Regions from separate parts of the Mus musculus genome. Here region 1 is linked to region 2. A link is a loop called in an ENCODE intact Hi-C map of the cell type or tissue named here. Cell type or tissue: left cerebral cortex. All regions are shown on one strand. Links, peaks and the distances in the headings refer to the core of each region. The heading gives the core; the rest is flanking DNA.

Region 1 (2,817 bases), core at 131-2,630, 55 kb after region 2:
TCCCCATCACTATGAAAAGACACTCTTCCAAGGTTTGCCAGGTACAAGGCTGTATCCTAAAGCTCACCCAGAACCCAAGCTGCCTACTAAATCTCTAAGTCCATCCTCTTTCTGAAGCTTAGCTCAATTACTACTTTCCTTCACATTTCTTTCCAACCAATGCAGACCTCACCCTTGACCTCCAATTAAACAATATGCATGGTCTAATTATTTTAGATGTTAATCTCGCTGTTCCAGAAAGAACTAATTACTGGTGCAGGAAAAAAAAAACCAGTTCTCCTTTAACTGTCCTCCCTGGCACAGAGGGTCTTAATTAGACAACAATCCCTGCTTCCTTCCCTTCCTAAGCCACTGTAACTGTACTCCTTTCACTTTTCCCACCCACACACTATTGCTTCAAAGACCAGATCAAAGGAGCCCTTCTTAAGCACAGCTTGTAGTGCAGAGTTTGGGGGTTCATGTCGAGAAATGAAGAACTTAAACTCCAGATCCAGCAGCAGCTTGTGTGGCCTTAAAACCATATTTAACATCTCATAAGCCTCTATCCTGTAACTAATGAAGTCCAACTGCACATCCCTGAAAAAGTTGTTGTGAAGATTAGATTATGTAAAACAGATAAAGTACTAACTGAAGGCACAGAGCAAGTGTACACTAATCATTAGCTACATGAAACTCACTGCAAGACACTGAGTGATAGGTAGGATAGAAAGAAGGCTGAGCAGGACTATAGACAAAATGTTACTGAATACAAAACACAACTCTGAAAGCACAATACAGCATCTGATGCACCCCAAAGCAACAGCTAACACCCCCAGATTCTAAGTCAAATACCACATACCAAAAACACATAACACTATTACAGGAAGAATATAGATTTATAGCCATTAGAAACACAAACACACTGGGTGTGGTGGCACACCTCTCTAATCCCCAGCACTCTGGTCTCTTGCAAGCCAGCCTGGTCTCCACAGCAAGTTTCAGGACAGCCAAGACTACACAGCGAAACCTTGTCTTAGAAAAAGAAAAAAAAAAAAGACAGACAGACAGACAACAAGAAGTCCAACCTATCAAAGGATTCATCTCAAGAATGGAAGGTTGGTTAAACATACAAATATCAGTGTACTACAATGTTAAAAGAATGAAGCCAGTTACTGATGGCATCAGTATACAAGAGCAGTAGTCACAAAAATTCAAAACACTATCACTAAGAAAAGCAATCAGGGCTGGAGAGATGGCTCAGTGGTTATAAGCACTGACCGCTCTTCCAGAGGACCTGAGTTCATTTCCCAGCAACCACATGGTGGCTCACGACCATCTGTAATGAGATCTGATGCCCTCTTCTGGTGTGTCTGAAGACAGCTACAGTATACTCATACATATTAAATATTTTTTAAAAAAGAGAAAGAGAGAGAAAGAAAAGCACTCAAACTGGATGTAGAAGAAAACTTCATTAAACAGACATAGGGTAGTTACAGAAAAGCCCACAGCTTACATCAGTGGTAACAAATGATTAACATGACCAGTCTTAACATTCTTTTTCAATACTATTATGAAACAGACAAAAACAACAGGGGCTAGAGATATGGCACAGTGGTTAAGAAAACCAGCTGTTCTTTAGAGGACTCATGTTTGGTGGCAGCTCACAACCATCTCTAACTCCAGTTCCAGGAGATCCAACACCTTCTTCTGCCTTCACGGGCAGACATACATACAGGCAAAACAGCCACACACACACAGAATTAAATAAACAAACAAATTACAACAATACTAAGTCTTAAGTGAAATGGAAGGAGACCTCGGTCAATAGGTCCAACACAGCAAGATCAGAAAGGAGGATGTAAACCTATCTGAATTCACTGACAGCGGGAACTGGGGATAGCTGGGTGGAGTATATGCTCAATATGATTATTTAAGCTCCTGGTTTCTATCTCTTTTACCAACTAATGCAGTAGACAATTCCATTTCTAATAGCATCAAAACCACAGAATACTCAGGAATGAATTTTTAAAAAGAAGTACAAATTATGTACTTAAAACATAGTACATCTTTGAAAAAAATTAAAAGCCTAAATAACTAGAAAGTATTTATGAATAAAGATATAAAAATAAAGAATAATGTCATTAAAATATTATCTAAGCTGATCTACAAACTGTTCTTATCCAAAGCTCAACTTTTTCATTAAAACAGACAAGTGATGCTAAAATTCACATAGAAACACCAGGGGACCAACACAACCCTGAAAATGAGAACGGAGGTGGGGGTGGGGGGAGACAGACCCCTGGTACTGGTTTCAAGCCTAACTACAAAACTAATGAAGACAGGATGGCCAACAGACCAAATAACAGATTCCTGAGGTAATGCCCTGCAACTGACCTTCAAGGATACCAGAGAAACCATCTTTTCAACAAATGGGGCCAAACAACTGTAAAGTTCCAAGAATGAGACTGGTGCCCTCACAACCATATACAAAAAATAACAGACCTAAATGTAAAATCCATAAAACTGTTAGAAAACAAAGGAATTTTTGCAACCTTGGAGGAAAAAAAAAGGGAAGGGGGGATTTTTCCAACCTTGGAACTAATATCAAAAGCACAAGCCACAAAACCATCACAGGTAAACTATCTGTGTTTCAAGGGACCAACAAAAAGGTGAAAAGAGCAGAGAGAATAAGAGAAAATACTTGTAAATCATATATAAAATTAAGAACTCTCAACTCAACAATACAAAATAACACACACACACACACACACACACACACACACACACACACAGGACTGATGTGGTGATGCACACTCACCCCGCATGTGGTGAGAAGCA
Region 2 (2,817 bases), core at 62-2,561:
GTTCCTAAGGAGTTTCTGAGAAGAGACCCCACTAGCACTGCTTTGCGTAAGCATTCTTACTTATTTAGACAAGGTCTCCAGGGTCTCATGTACAGATGACACCAACATCCTCATACTTACTGCTCCTGCCTTCACTACCCCTGGGCTAGGATTTCAGGCATGCACTACCATACAGGTTGGCTAAACATTCTTAAGGAAATTAATCAAGACTCCTAAAGATAAGAAAATTATAAAAGGTAGAGATGAACTACAATTCTGCTCAAGCTCACTCTGCCTTTACAGAGTGTGACCCCGCAGCTCACAGTGTTGGTCCACAATCAAGCACCACAGCTATCGTGTCTTACCTGGGGTATATCTGGCATCAGAATTTCCCCATCCTCCACCTACACGAAGGGGAGAATTATCCCACGTAGACAAGGGTGGCTTCTGACCAGTCAGCCCCGGAGGTGGGCGGGACGGAGCAGTGATGTTTTTAGGTGGCAAAGGGACTTTCCACAGCTCATGAGCCAGAGAGGTGTTTGTAACTGAACCAGGAGACCACGTCAATTTGGAATCACTATTTCTGGCTACTCAAAGGAGAAGGGGGAGAAAGAAAATAAGAAAAATTGAAGAAGGTGGGATAATGTTAGAAAGAGAAAATTCCCACAATAATATTCACTGTCCCATGAAAAGTGAGTTAAATAAACAAAAACTACCAAAACCCCTAAATCTAGGTAAAGGCCTACAGAGAAAGACAAAGAGTCCAGAGCTGGCAATCTTCCTCAGGACTTGGGCCCTCACCTGATACTGTCCTGAGACTATGCAAGCAGAGAACTGCTCTCCGAGATTACAACACAGACTATAAGATACACACGTGGACTCCTGGCCAACTGGTCCACTCAAGAGAGACACAGGCCACAGACATTTTAAGCTCATCATTTCCTCCCAGAAGAAAGGCTATAGCAGTTATTCCAAGTTAGCAAGGTGGTGCCACACAACACTCATGGGGAGAGAGGCAACTATGTCAAAGAGTGCTAAAAGACGGGAAGAGAAAGGGGTGGGAAGGTCTTCAGCAGCTCTTGAGCATTCAGACCTGAGTTATTACAAAGTACCTGGCCATTAGACCAAGGCTCCTCCAAGTGTGGCTGCAGGAAGGCTGGCCACAGCAGAGTATTCCTGAGCTGCAGCAGATGCACACTGAAGCCCAGGGCTCTAGCCTTCGAGTTCACTGCGGGGGCACAGCATCATACAGTACCTCCCACCTCCCACCTCCCACATCCTATAGAGCTATCAGTCTGGAGGATTGAGAATAAAGAGCGAGTACAAGTGGCTTTCAGAAGACTCTGGATTCAATGGTGCTTTATCACAGGGCTGAGGTGGCTTAGATGGCAGAGAGCTGTGTGCTAAATGTAGACTGCTTTTCAAAGGAGAGACATGATGTTTGCAATACTTGGATAGGATCACAAACCCTCCCCCAACAACCTGAGAAGGCAGCAGAGGGGAAGCCCCAGGCTGGCGGTTTCTGAGAGCGCCCACCTGAAGTGCTTTGTGCTGTACTGCTGAGGGGAACATTGTAGTTGGAGGCACGAATGGATGACCAGGCACTAGTTGAAGGCAGCGTGGTGTTCAAGGATGAGGATGACCCTGCAGAAGAGAGTCAATGAGCAGAGCAGGGCATGGGGTTTAGGAAGCTGCAGGGCCACAGCATCCTCAAGATAGGAGTTGAAAGCATCTGAATTAAAGATAGGGCCCAAGATAGCAGCTTCCTTTCTGCTGACTGGTTCTGCCCTGGCTCAGAATAGGCATTTCCTTCTTGATCCCCTAGAGTGTGCAGTGGCTAGATGAGCCAGGCTCTCCTTGCAGCACTAAAGAGGCTGCTTTTGCTCTAGCTCTTCACTCTGAACAGCAATGACTATGTACTGGCAAGACAGGTCATCAAGGCAGCCCGTCACAGGCAGTACCCAAGAGCCTTCAGCCTTCTCCATATTTGGGCTCTGTAGTTAACATATTCTCTTTAGTCTTGGCCTAGCCCTGACCCTCACCTGGGCACCAGGACAGTCCCTACTGTCCATTCTGCACTCCATTTAGATGCATTGACCCTTCCACTAGAAACTTGTGGTCATAGCTTTCTTTTTAAAATGTTAGCCACTGCCAGTTGTATACTTCATTTACACTTGGAATGTTGACCGGCTTCCCCAGGACAAACAGCCTGCCTGCCTGCCTGCCTGGGATTTCAAGGTTCTCACTGTGAAACGTATGTACTTTCTAAAGGGTTGTCAGGTGAAATAACCCTATGACTACCATGGGGCTGTTTTTTACCATAGGCATATGTGAATATTTTTTCCATTGTTTTGTCCTAGAAGAAAGATTAATAAAAAGTTACTGAAACACTAAAATAATTGATTTTTTTGTATGTGTGTGTAAAATATATTCTCCTTTCTATCCCTTTTAGTAATTTACAAAGAATGTAAAAGGGCTAACAGTCTTTACTGATACACAGCTTATTAAGGTAGCAAGTGTTTGTCATATCATAATGCTAAGTGAAGAATCGTGTCATTCTGAAATGGCAGAATCTACCAAAGAGCTACGTAGAGGCCATGAAAGCCAATTCAGCAGAAGATAGTAAGGCACAGGCCAGGCTGAAAAGGAGCTATAGAAAAGTTAGTTGTTTATAGAAACTGGTTCTTTATGGAAAGAATGTTCTGAAAGTCAAAACATTAGATTTTATATTAAAAAAAGAGCTACGACCACAAGTTTCTAATGGAAGGGTCAGTGCATCTAAATGGAGTGCAGAATGGATTGAAGGGGCTGTCCTGTGCCCCTTCACCTGTGAGGTGA

The links. Peaks named below come from ENCODE experiments on the same cell type or tissue, not always from the same donor. Only the 100,000 strongest peaks of a DNase experiment are listed, where the experiment ranks them.
Region 1: a loop joins it to region 2, with 5 times the contacts of the local background. A loop is called at or near these places in 3 of 42 quality-filtered maps.

The regions. Positions count from the first base shown.
Region 1 is chr7:123,132,578-123,135,394 of GRCm38, reverse strand. The region is part of intron 2 of Tnrc6a (trinucleotide repeat containing 6a); the gene reads right to left. Among named protein-coding and RNA genes, the nearest start is that of Tnrc6a, 10 kb to the right of the region's middle. In left cerebral cortex, for the core only: a CTCF peak has its summit at 1,351 (motif pointing left); no DNase peak of the experiment used is centred there.
Region 2 is chr7:123,187,594-123,190,410 of GRCm38, reverse strand. Tnrc6a (trinucleotide repeat containing 6a) reads right to left here. Exons shown (of 24, transcript NM_144925.3): 20 at 1,516-1,623; 21 at 345-566. Among named protein-coding and RNA genes, the nearest start is that of Slc5a11, 26 kb to the left of the region's middle. In left cerebral cortex, for the core only: no CTCF peak of the experiment used is centred there; DNase peaks (open chromatin) are centred at 1,314 and 1,434.